Regions from separate parts of the Homo sapiens genome. Here region 2 is linked to region 1. The links are chromatin contacts, found by Hi-C or POLR2A ChIA-PET in ENCODE. All regions are on one chromosome and are shown on one strand. Each heading gives the region's core, a stretch centred on a gene start or an enhancer-like site at or near the end of the contact. The rest is flanking DNA. Distances are from core to core; before and after follow the strand shown. Region 1 holds the start of DUS3L (dihydrouridine synthase 3 like). Region 2 overlaps SAFB2 (scaffold attachment factor B2).

Region 1 (6,019 bases), core at 2,118-4,617:
CCAGTGGCCTCCTCTCTCGGGGCCTCCCCGGAAGGAGCCAAGGTCTGTCTGCGAGGCACCGGTCCCCGGCCACGGCCATCAGCCCCCAGAGGTGGATCAGGGCATCACCCCCACTCCACAGCTGAGGCCAGGGGGTCAGGGAGGCAACCAGGGCAGACCTGGAACCTGGCTCTGAGACAGGACGGCCGAGGGCCCCTCCACTCTCCCTCCCTCGGGGTGGGCACTGACCTGGACGCCAAAGATGTCCTCACACTGGTGGCGTTTGAGTAGGGCCCACTCGGACATCTGGCCCTGCAGCAGGTTGGTGCAGACGGCCATCTCTCCACATGTCACATCCGCCCCGAAGCGCTTGCAGATCCGTCGGAAGGGCAGGTTCCCACACTGCGGGGGGAGCAGGACAGACACACATGCTCTTGCACGCGCACACACACACACACACAGCAGAACCCTGAATATGCGCCCCAGCCCCACAATCCAGTAGGTGGGGACAGACACTAAGCCCTGTTGGAATGACCACACTGCCACCCTGCCACCCGACCAGCCACCTGACCCAGGTCCTACCGTGGTGAGGGGGGCCAGGTAAAGTTTGCCACGGATGTCCAGCTGGAGGGAAAAAAATACACACAAGTGGAGCTTGGCCTCCACCCCAGCTGCTGAGGCCCTGGAGCCTCCCTTCTACCCACAGTCTAGGACACACTTGGCCCAAATGGTCTGGCTCCTTTGCTGGGCCTCTGCATGTGCCAATCAATCCCTTCATCAGGAATGTTCCTTTCCTCATCGTCTCCTCCACTGGAGAGCTTCTACTTAACCATCCAAACCCAGTCCCAATGCCCCCTCTTCCAGGAAGCCTCCCACATTTGTCCCCCGCTGCCCGACCCTGACCCTCTGAGACTTAGAGTGTGTCCAGCTCTTTTTTTTTTTTTTTTTTTGAGATAGAGTCTTGCTCTGTTGCCCAGGCTGGAGTGCGGTGGCACAATCTTGGCTCACTGCAACATCCGCCTCCTGGGTTCAAGTGATTCTCCTGCCTCAGCCTCCTGAGTGGCTGGAATTACAGGTGCCCGCCACCAGGCCCGGCTAATTTTTGTATTTTTAGTAGAGATAGGGTTTCACCATGATGGCTAGGCTGGTTTTGAACTCCCGACTTCAAATGATCTGCCTGCCTCAGCCTCCCAAAGTGCTGGGATTACAGGCGTGAGCCACCGCCCCCGGCCCTGTCCAGCTCTTTCTGTCCCCACCTCCTGAGGGCTGGGCCCAGGACAGAGCACAGAGAGGGAGACTCAGCCAGGAGCTCCCTCAAGGCACACAGCCTCTGACTCCCAGGCAGCTAGAACAGGAACGTGGACACAGCTGGTATTTAATAGACGCACACCAGATGGACAGATCTGCTACTGACGTTGTCCTCAACACGTACCCGCTTCTTCTCACAGGGCCGCAGCCTGACCACGTCCTCATCCGTCAGGGGCCCGCAGGTCCGCACGGGGCTGCTGGGAGGGGTGCTAGTGCCCGGCCCTGCGGGGACCTGCTGGGCACCACAGTTTTCCTGCCTGGGAGCGCCCTCGGCTGCCGTGCCCTCGGGGACAGCGGCAGCGGGTGTGGGGCCCTGGCTGAACCGGCGCAGGGCCTGCTCAGCTCGCTCGAAGCGGACCTCGCGCTTCCGCAGCTGCTGCTGCAGGGCTTTGTCCAGGCCGTTGCGGATGGACGGGGGCTGGGTCCCGCGGGCCGCCAACTCCTCCTGCACCAGGTTCTGTCCCTCGGGCCTCAGGTGGGCCCCAGCGAAGCGGCAGGTCACGCCGTAGGGGCACCGGCCGAAGGTCTCGAAGAGCACGCAGCGGGGGCCCAGGTCGGCCGGCTTGGTCTCCAGGTAGCGCCCCACGTCGTGCAGAAAGCGGCAGCGATCACCGAAGAAACACTTAGCAGCCGACTCCTGCGAGGAAACAGGGAAGCAGTGAGGGAGGACAGGGAGACCCCGGGGCAGCCCAGCAGCCAGGGTTCAAACTCTAGATCACCCCTCCTGGCTCTTGTGTCCCTGAGCAAGTCAGGCACCTCACCGTGCCTCTGCATCTCCATTTATACAATGAGAACAATGACAAGCCCTACAATGTATCCCGAGGAGAATGAAGACGGAATGGCATCAGAGCAAGCTCACTGCTCGTTGCTGAAGGCCCAGGAGCTTTCTAACAATTACCCGCTGCCAGGAAACACACCCTGCTCCTGCCTGCCCCGGCAGGAATGCTCACGTGGCCGCACTTGCCTGGATTAGGGAGGGACACAGCCTGTTCTTGTCGTAGTTCGTGGGCTTCACATGGGGCCGGCCCTTGTTTTGTCCCCGGGCCCTCTTCTGAGTCTGTAGCTGCTCCCCGGGCTCTGCTGCCTCCTCCGTCTGCCCGTCCGCCGTCTGTCCATCCTCCAGTCGGATCCGCTTAGCCTCAGGCTCAGCCAGCTCATTGCCAGCAGGGTCTCCTACCTCGGTTTCCCGGCAAGTCTTCTCCTGCCCTTTGGCTTCCAGGAATTGGTGAAACTGCTCCTTGGTGGTGAGGTATCTGCCGACAGAAAGGGAAAGGAAAACCCTCCGAACATAGTCAATAAACACTGGGGAAAGGAGGCTAGAAACACTTGCACGTCCTTAAATCCTTCTGCTGATGGGGAGCTCACTACTTAAGAACCAGCCAGCTCCCAGCCTGGGAGCCCCTCACGGCCTCAAAAAAGACCTATTTTGTCCCTGGGTCCTCACTGTCCAAAGTGTTGCGCGAAACTATTATCAGGTTCAGTCAAGAACGTCCCTGCGCACGTTAGGCTGCGAAAAACTACAATTCCCAGCATGCCTTGAAGCGGAGTCTAAGCCACCACATTTCCCAGCACGCCTTTCGGCCCTTCAAACACCGCAGGCCCCAGCACGCCCCGCGGCACTCGCTTCAACCCCAAGACCCGCCAGTAACGGCCGCTGGCAGAGCACATGCGCCGTACGTCCATATGCAGGGACTACAATCCCCAGTATGCAGCGCGGGCCTGGCCTCAAATCCCACCTGCCCTAGCATGCACGTGGTGTCCTTCGCGCATGTGACAGGCCCCAACGTGCACGATCTCAGGTACCTCCGCTGACCACCCTGCAGGCGGAAGAACGGCCCGGAATGAAGAGCCGGTGGCTTCTCGCCCTCAGCCGCTGCCTAATCTCCCGGCATGCACAGCTCGGACCGCGCTATGGGTGCCGGAAAAGGCCCTTCAGCTTCCCTCCTGCCCCGGCGACTCACTGACGCTTAATGGGCGCCACTCCTCGTTCCAAAGCTCCGGCTCCCGAGTCGCCACCACCACCATTCTCTAGAGGAGCCTCCGCCGTTCCCTCCGCCATCGGCGCCCCTCACATCCGCTCTGGAGTGTGGCGGGAAGACCTTCCGGGTCACGCGTGTCTTCCCTGATTGTGCTGGGGAAGTGCGCATGCTCATGTCGTTCCAATGACGCCATTGCTCGCTCGTGACGCCACGGGGGCGGTGCCTGCACATGGGTGGAGCCTCAGGTCCTATATAAACTAGAGCCTGGCCAATTGCGAACTGGACTGCAATCAGCTTCTGGACTGAGGAAATTTAACTGTTAGGGTGTTTTGGAGGTTTTTGTCTTTGTTGTTCTGTTGAAACGGTTTCGTTCTGTCGCCCAGGCTGGAGTGCAGCGGTACGATCACGACTCACCGCAGCCTCGTCCTGGGCTCAAGCTATCCTCCCACCTCAGCCTCCCAAGTAGCTGCGTCTACAGACATGCACCAATAGGCCTGGATAATTTTTAAATTTTTTGTAGAGACGAGGTCTTGCCAGGTTGCCCAGGCTGATCTTGAACTCTTGGGCTCAAGCGATTCTCCCACTTTGGCCTCCCAAGCATTGGGATTACAGGCGTGAGCCATGGTTCCCGGCCCCTGCTAGGGTTTTTAAAAATGTAAATTAGGGGTCGGGAGCGGTGGCTCACGCCTGTAATCCCAGCACTTTGGGAAGCCGAAGCGGGCGGATCACTTGAGGTCAGCAGTTTGAGACCAGCCTGGCCAACATGGTGAAACCCCGTCTCCACTAAAAATATAAAAAATTAGCTGGGCGTTGTGGCACATACCTGTAATCCCAGCTACTTGGGAGGCTGAGGCAGGAGAATCGCTTGAACCCGGGAGGTGGAGGTTGCAGTGAGCTGAGATCACGCCATTGCACTCCAGCCTGAGGGACAGAGCGAGACTGTCTCTAAATAAATAAATAAATAAGGCCGGGTGTGGTGGCTCACGCCTGTAATCCCAGCACTTTGGGAGGCCGAGGTGGGCACGTCAGGAGTTCGAGACCAGCCTGGCCAACATGGCGAAACCCCGTCTCTACTAAAAATACAAAAATTAGCCAGGCATGGTGATGGGCGCCTGTAATCCCAGCTACTCAGGAGGCTGACGCAGGAGAATCGCTTGAACCTGGGAGGCGGAGGTTACGGTGAGCCGAGATCGGCCGTTTCACTCCAGCCTGGGCGACAGAGCAAGACTCCATCTCAAAAAAAAAAAAAAAAAGTAAATTACACTACTTTTATGCAGGACATTAGTTTCAACAAATAATTAGTTGAGCATCTGTATGCCAGATGCTGTGCTAGATGCTGGGGGCGTGGTAGTAAACAAAACGGAGAAATCATTACCTTTAAGAGCTAACTTGGGAGTCGGAAACACAGACGAAAAACATAATACTCCTCGGAATTTTGGAGATTGGTTCCAAGACCGCATATACCAAAATCCGCGTATACTCGTCCCCCAGTTGCCCAACAGAATCCCTGTATAGGAAAAATCCGCCCTTTGTATCCGCAGGTTTCCCATCCTGCCTCCGCATTTGGTAGGGGTTAAAGAACCCGCGGATACGGATGGCCAACTGTATTTTATTTTTCGAAGGCCACTTATAAGTGGATGGATGCAATTCAAACCCGCGTTGTTCGCGGGTCAACTGTACATAAGTAAATTAAACCGTAAGTGAGTAGGTAATAAAGCAGTAAGGTGGATTGGGAATGCCACCCTTGGCTGTTGGAATTTTTTTCTTTTTTTTTTTTTTAAGAGGAAGTCTCGCTCTGTCACCCAGGCTGCAGTGCAGTGGCGCGATCTCGGCTCACTGCAACCTCCACCTTTCCGGTTCAAGCGATTCTCCTTTCTCTGCCTCCCAGGTAGCTGGGATTACAGACGCCCACTACTATGCCTGGCTAAATTTTGTATTTTTAGTACAGATGGGGTTTCATCATGTTGGCCAGGCTGGTCTTAAACTCCTGGCCTCAAGTGATCCACCTGCCTTGAGTGTGAGTCACCGCACCCAGCCACATTTTAATTGTTTTTGAGAGACAGAGTTTATTTATTTATTTAAATTTATTTATTTACTTATTTATTTTTAAAAATAGACTTATTTATTTATTTTTTGAGACAGAATCTTGCTCTGTTGCCCAGGCTGGAGTACAGTGGCGCAATTATAGCTCACTGCTGCAGTTGCAGTTGTTAACAGGCTGGCAAGGGAAGGCTTCCTGGGGAAGGTCATGTTTGAGAGTATTTGGAAGAGCTGTGGGAGAGAGTTGTAGGGATATCAGAGGGAAAAGTGTCCCAGGTGGAGGCAACAGCCAGTGCAAAGGCCCTGAGGCAGGAGGAAACGTCCTGGCATGTTGGAGGAACATTGAGGAGGCCCATGTGGTTGGAGCAGAGAGTCCAAGGAGGACAGAAGGAGGAGGCCAGGGGAGGGAGGTGAAAAGGTGCAGGTTTTGCAGGACCCAGTGCACTTTGAGAAGGACTTGGTCTTCTTCTACGTGAGTGAAATGAGAGCCACGGAAGGCTGTGCGCCAAGGAAAGCTGGATCTACTCAGCATTTCCCAGCGTCCCCACCAAGCCCTGCTGTGCCCCCTAAAACTCCCTATTCCTGGAGAAGCTTTGGTGTGCACAGGAAATTCAGGGTTCTGGACTCAGCCAAGTTTGAATCCCCGCCCCTCCACTTACCAGCTGGAAACATTGGGCATCTCATTTAGCCCCCTCATACCCCAGTCACCTCAT
Region 2 (6,464 bases), core at 1,859-4,358, 210 kb before region 1:
GGGGAAACCCCATCTCTACTAAAAATACAAAAACTAGCCAGGCATGGTGGCAGGTACCTGTAATCCCAGCTACTTGGGAGGCTGAAGCAGGAGAATCGCTTGAACCCGGGAAGCGGAGGTTGCAGTGAGCCAAGATTGTGCCACTGCACTCCAGCCTGGGCAACACGGCACGGCTTCATCTCAAAAAACAAAGAGAAAAGCTCTCCTAGTCCACCCAGCTGACCAAAGAAATGGCTGAAGGGCTGAGGTCTGAACCCACCCAGCAGTGAGAGCAGAATCCGAACCCTGATTTGTCACCATCGTATGACCAGGTAGGAACAGCCTCACCTCTCCCGTGGGTCACTGGGACTCAAGGAAGCCCTGCCCCTCAATCCGGCAAACCTGTTAAAAGGCACGGCATCCCCGTTAAACGTCGACTTTATGGTTGTTGGGTTTTTTTGGAATCAAAAGGCCCTGTTCTAACTTTGCCTTTGAAATTATGTGACTAGGAGTCATGCATGCAATTTGAGACTGGCAATCATCGTGGAGGCTTGGGAGTTCCTTGGGAATAAGAAAATCTAACCTAGGAGCTGTTTTGAAATGTAATGAAATCTTTATGAATACAAAATTTAGCAATTGGTGAAGTTGACACATTTTGTAGCTGTGGAGACATTTCGTAAGGTCTTAATTCTACTTTTTCTTTCTTTTTTTTTTTTTTTTGAGATGGAGTTTCGCTCTTTCACCCGGGACTAGAGTGAAGTGGCGCGATCTCGGCTCACTGCAACCTCCGCCCCCCAGGGTTCAAGAAGTCTCCTGCCTCAGCCTCTCGAGTAGCTGGGATTACAGGCACCCACCACCATGCCTGGCTAATATTTGTATTTTTAGTAGAAATGGGGGTTTCCCCATGTTGGCCAGGCTGGTCTCGAACTCCTGACCACAGGTGACCTACCCGCCTCAGCCTCCAGAAGTGCTGGGATTCGAGGCATGAGCCACCGCGCCAGGCCATAAGGTCTTAATTCTGATTCTGCTGTTTTCTTTCTGTATGGCTGGAGCTGGTCATTTCCTCACCGGGACCCCCTCCAGACCTCTGGCATTGCATTTCGCCAGGGCCCCTGTGAAACATGAGCACCCGAGGCTCTATTCCTGTAGGGCTCCCCAGGGCCTGCCAACATGTATTAAGCATTTACTGTATGCCAAGCTTTTTATGTGGATTAACTAATCTTTGTAAAGATCCCATATGGCAACTACAATGATTACTCCCTCCTTCCAGTTAAAGCAGCTAAAGCAGACAGTAATGACCTGCCCGTGGGCAGGCAGGTAGTGAGAAGGCTGGGTGCCAGGCAGTTGGCTCCTAAACTTGCTCTCAAGAAGCTCCCTGTTTCTGCCCCAGTGGCTCTCATTCCCGTGATGCCCCCACAGCTCCCCCTCCCCTTTAAAAATGTCTTTAAAACGATGGGAAATGATACATAACAAAATTCACCACCAAATGGTATACCAAGGCCAGGCATGGTGGCTCATGCCTGTAGACCTAGCAACTTGGGAGGCCAAGGTGGGAGGATGGCTTGAGCTCTGGAGTTCGAGGCTGCAGTGAGCTATGATCGCGCCACTGCATTCCAGCCTGGGAGACACAGCGAGACCCTGTCTCGTAAAAAAGGGGAATTGGAATCTTCATATAGTGCTAGTAGGAATGTATAATGGTACCACCACTGTGGAAAAGTCTGGCTATACTTCCAGAAATAAAACACAGGGAGTTACAAAGTCAGCATAGGACCCAGCAATCCCAGTCCCAGGTATATACACAGGAGAATGGAAAACAGGTGTTCAAACACATACATATCCATAAATGCTCACGGCAGCGTGATTCACACACAACTGCCCAAAGGGGGGAACCACCCACACGTCCATCAGCATCTCCTTTTCATAACACGTATTTTGTTCCACCCACCTTTTCTCTCTTGAAATAAAAGTTGAGTTAATATAACGTACCTATGCTCAATTATTAAAGAAACAGGCCAGGCGCGGTGGCTCACGCCTGTAATCCCAGCACTTTGGGAGGCCGAGGTGGGCGGATCACTTGAGGTCAGGAGTTCGAGACCAGCCTGGCCAACATGGTGGAACCCCGTCTCTACTAAAAATACAAAAATTAGCTGGGCGTGGTGGCAGGCACCTGTAATCCCAGCTACTTGGGAGGCTGAGGCAGGAGAATCGTTTGAACCTGGGAAGCGGAGGCTGCAGTGAGCCCAGATCCTCGCCACTGCACTCCAGCAGTGACAGAGTGAGACTGTCTCCAAAAAAAAAAAAAAAAAAAAAGGAGGGGGGGGGGAACCAGGACACAAACACGCTTGCAGGAAGAAGGCCACATGATGAGGATGGAGGCCGAGACTGGGCAATGTTTTTACAAACCAAGGAATGCCCAGAGGTGCTCGGCAGCTGTCAGAAGCCAGGAGGCTCAGGACGGAGCCTGGGAAGGACACAGCCCTGCCCACACCCAGATCTCAGACTCCTGGCCTCAAGAACTGAGAGCCAATGAGCTTCCTTAGGCAGTCTATGGTGCTTTGTGACAGCCGTCCTGGTAACTCGAGTGCTTTGTTTCTGCGTGGAACAGAGCTGGTTCCAGGCCCGGCTCGTTGGAAAGGGCAGGGCTCTTCTGCCCCCATAGGATGTCCAGTGGGACTGGTTCCCTTTCCAGCTCCCATAGAGCAGCCTGGCAGTGGTTGAGCCCCTGCTTCATAGTTCAGGAGGCCACACCCACCTCCAGGAAGGGGTGCTCCGTGACATCTGAGACACCGAGGTCTGAAAACAGGGCCTGCTCCCAATCCCAGGCTGCCTCCTCAACGCAGGCTAAGCCTGCCTTTTATTGCCCAACAGGGAAGCTCTCAACCCCAATTTCTAGACTCTGGCTCGTCGGGGAGACAGGCAAGCCGCGAAGACCCCATGTGCAACACAGAGGCGGCGTGGCGCCCAGTCCACCTGCCACTGGAAAATGACTCCAGAAGCCGCCACCGTGGGGGAGGCTCCGGAATGCGTTCACGGCAGCTCAGGCCCAGACAGGACGCCGAGGGCCAGGGCCAACCTGCCTTTCATGCTCTGGTGTCTGTGGCAAGCTGGGCTGGATTTTAACATGGCTTTTTAAAAACTTAACTTCCCAGCGGGGGCGGGGGGAACTCCAGCAGAACCGGCAGTTGGAGGAGGGGCCTGCGGGTGGCTGTCCTAGATACGGAGGGGAGGAAAAGAGGTCCCCAGCAGGTGGCCCTGCCAGTTAACTCTCACCACACCACACCGGGCTGGGCTGCCCCTCCCGCCGAGAGGGCACTAGGCCAACCCCATGCACCATCCTCTGCCCCAAGATGCCTGCAGCCCCTACCCCTGGCCAGCACCAGCTCCGCTCATGCACCAGCAGTTCTGAACAGAACAGCTGTGCCTCACAGTGGCCGGCCCCTGGAGGGCCCTGGCACGGAGGGCTGCGCGCATGGGCCGGCAGCCTGCGGGCTACCCCGGCCAGCGAAGTGCCTCATCTGGCACAGTCTTTAAGGAAGAAAATGGGCATCACACTCAAATGCACTTTTGCAGACAAATGGACATTTCCAGAAGAACGGAGGGACCAGTTCTACCACGTGGGCCCATCACCGAGTCAGCGCCATCCCACTCCTAACCAGCTGCTGGCAGCAGACACTGAGCAGGACACACTTGGCAGCCAGGGGAGGGGCGGGCCCACCACACACGGACCCTCCCTGACAGAGCCCACCACACACCAGCATGGGACACAGCCCCAGACTGAGGTGGCAGGGGGAGGGCTCCCCAGGGCCTGGCACGCCCTCACCACTACCCACGCAGAGACAGGCTCGGGGTAAAGGGATTGGTCTGAGGGCCCTATGGTGCACAGCACCCCCTGAAGAATTCCTAGTTCCCATGGGCTGACTCCCCAGCCTCAGTTTCATCCCATGATGGGAACCCGGACAGCCCACTTCCTGAGGTGGTTATGACAACTCAGCAGGATGATGCAGGCAAAAGACTTTGGCAGCACCTGGCAGAGCCAACAGTCACCATGTGGTCACACCACTGCGCCCAGGGTTGGTCCCATCCCGAGCTCTACGGCCACCAGGACTCACGCATGTGCACGCGCACGCAAGACTGCGAATGGTAAACTTTATTAATGGAAAATGGAATGCCTCGTTAACAGAAACCTTGATTTAAAAATGGCAGAACAAGAACACATTTATTTAAAAAAAAAAAAAAAGTGAGTTCACATTGTATTGAGCTACAACATGGTGGCAGGATTTACTTTGCTTTTAAAAAGATCCCCCAAGTTCGAGGGAACCCTGGCTACCAGATTCAACAGTGCGTCTGCCCACCCGAAAACTCGCAGCGAGTGGGACTTAGTAGCGGCGGGTGAAGTGGGGGTACGGGGGGGGATGAGGGTGTGGGTGAGGGACTCTGCTGCCCCGGTCCTGGCTGGCCACTCCGCCACCTTCCAGTCCGCCACCTGGCACCACGTGGCCCTGGGAATGTCCACCTTGTGCAAAGCCGCCTCGCCTAGGAACAAAGTCAGACAATTTTTTTCCCCTTGAAGTGCTCAGCGTTTTCATCGTAACATGGGTTCAGTAACGGTCCCGCAGCCTTTAGAGCGCTTGGGTTTTTTTTCCAGGTGAGAAAAATCATCATCGCACATTGTATTCCAGGTAACTCAAGAGCGTTATTTGCATAAATTGCAAAGAGCTGCTTTTTGCTTTGTTTTCATAACATCCAACCCAGCCAGCTGATCAAACATGCAAAAAAGGGAGAGGAAGTGAGGAGCAGGAGTGAACCACCGTCCTCCACGGACGACACACCTTACCCCGCCACTCCACCGCGGCTTGCCATGTGCCCCGGCCCCGAGGGCCCAGACAGGCCCCTCTCGCCACCTAGAAGAGAAGAAGGGTCTGCAAACACTCCGTTCCTGGGGAAGCCCCTGGACACATGTGGGGGCCACAGCCACCCTCGTCCCTGGAGCCAGCCCCGTACCTTGCCACCTGGCGTGCTCCCGGCTAGCCGCGCCTGCGTCCATGGCACCCTGCCAGGCGCGTGCCTGGTGCTCCTCTAGCCGCTGGTTGTGCTCTCCCCAGTCACGGCCACCCCTTTGCCAAAAGAAAAAGACATGCAGCCATCTAATGAGCCTCCAGGGTTGTGTCGGCAGCAGGCGCACCCACCCTGACCTCAGCTGCATGGTGGGTCATGCCACACAACAAGGGCTGCATGTCAAGTGGGCAAATCAAGGGAAGGGACATTTCCCCAAAGACAGATGTGCTAGTAAGCACGTGAGAAGGTGCTCAACGCCACCCAGAAATGCCAATCCGAGCCACACCGAGATGCTACCTCCCCCTGGCTGGGATGCTAGAATCACACAATAACACACACCGTGGAGGGTGCGAGGAAAGGGAAGAACCCTTGTCCACTGCTGGTGGAAATGTAAAATGGTGTGGCCACTGTGGAAAAGTTTGGTGGTTCTTCAAAAAGTTAAGCGCAGAATTACCATGACCCAGCAAACCCATTCCTACCTGCCAGAAATGAAAACATGGCCAAAGACATCTGTGCATGAATGTTCCTAGCGGCAGGATTCCTAACAGCCAAAGGGAGAAGGACCCCAACACCCATGAACTGATGAGCAGATAACACTATGTAGTGTGTCTGGACCATGGAATGTTCAGCCCTAACTAGGAAGGAAGCGCTGGCCCAGGCAGCATGTGGAGATGAGCCCTGAATACCCAAGGCTTAGGGAGAAGCCAGGCCCAGCAGGCACACCGCGCAGGCCAAGAAATGACTCAAGACGGCAAATCCAGAGCCAGAAAGGGACCTGTGGCTACCAAGGGCAGGGGGGAGGGTGCAGCTGCTAAAAGGGGCAGGGTTTCTTTTGACGTGATGAAAATGCTTCAGAATCAGCCGTGGGGATGGCTAAACAGATCCACGTACACGCAAACCTCCACTGACTGCACACGTGAAACGGGAAGTGTGTGTCGTGTGAACTATACTTAAAGAAAGCTATTTGTTTAAAGTTTCAGACAAACTCTGGGAGATGAAAATCCGAGTCCAGTGTCCTGAGTCCCAAGTGGCCAAGCAGTCACAGTGGCCGTGCAGGAAAGCAGCCAGACCCATCTGCACGAGTGCCTGCCTGCTGTGGGTTGCCGGATGCAGTGACAGTCAGGCCAAGTGAGCCAGCCCACAGGCCCGAGAGGGGCCACCAGAGCCCCCAGCGCGCACTGCCAGGCAAGTGCAATACCGCCCTGGAGGGAGCGGAAAGCTCCCGTGTGGAACCTGCCCTCGGTGACCCGATGGCGCCCAGCCGCTGCTCACCATGGGTGAGTTTCCCGTTTACACTCCCGAGGTATTTACCATAACACCCAGCAAGCGACAGGACAGGAATGCTAATGAAGTCTCACAGGAGAGAACACTTCACACCAACTGATCAGAGCACTGCCACCGTCTGTGCTGCCCAGAGATTCAGGAGAAGC

What was found. A loop is a pair of places that touch in the nucleus more often than their neighbours do. ChIA-PET counts read pairs that join two places held with the same protein, here RNA polymerase II (POLR2A). Pooled maps may share reads with other maps.
Region 2: a pooled map shows a loop between it and region 1 (3-fold over the local background). The contact joins the enhancer-like site here to the promoter of DUS3L in region 1. A Hi-C loop is called at or near these places in 5 of 50 pooled maps. POLR2A ChIA-PET finds 5 or more read pairs at or near these places in 2 of 52 experiments (Caco-2 and activated CD4-positive, alpha-beta T cell).

The regions. Positions count from the first base shown.
Region 1 is chr19:5,787,796-5,793,814 of GRCh38, forward strand. It overlaps DUS3L (dihydrouridine synthase 3 like), which reads right to left and starts at 3,368. Exons shown (of 13, transcript NM_020175.3): 1 at 3,249-3,368; 2 at 2,252-2,540; 3 at 1,412-1,924; 4 at 562-603; 5 at 229-381. The coding sequence starts at 3,346. RefSeq lists an enhancer at 3,091-3,550.
Region 2 is chr19:5,582,888-5,589,351 of GRCh38, forward strand. It overlaps SAFB2 (scaffold attachment factor B2), which reads right to left. Exons shown (of 21, transcript NM_014649.3): 19 at 4,981-5,093; 20 at 4,814-4,880; 21 at 4,112-4,512. The coding sequence ends at 4,356. Among named protein-coding and RNA genes, the nearest start is that of TINCR, 18 kb to the left of the region's middle. RefSeq lists enhancers at 2,952-3,011, 2,991-3,285, 3,031-3,325, 3,180-4,172, 6,269-6,464. Within about 2 kb of position 3,109, at least 14 of the 41 ENCODE cell types and tissues checked have a DNase peak (open chromatin) inside an H3K27ac peak, as active enhancers do.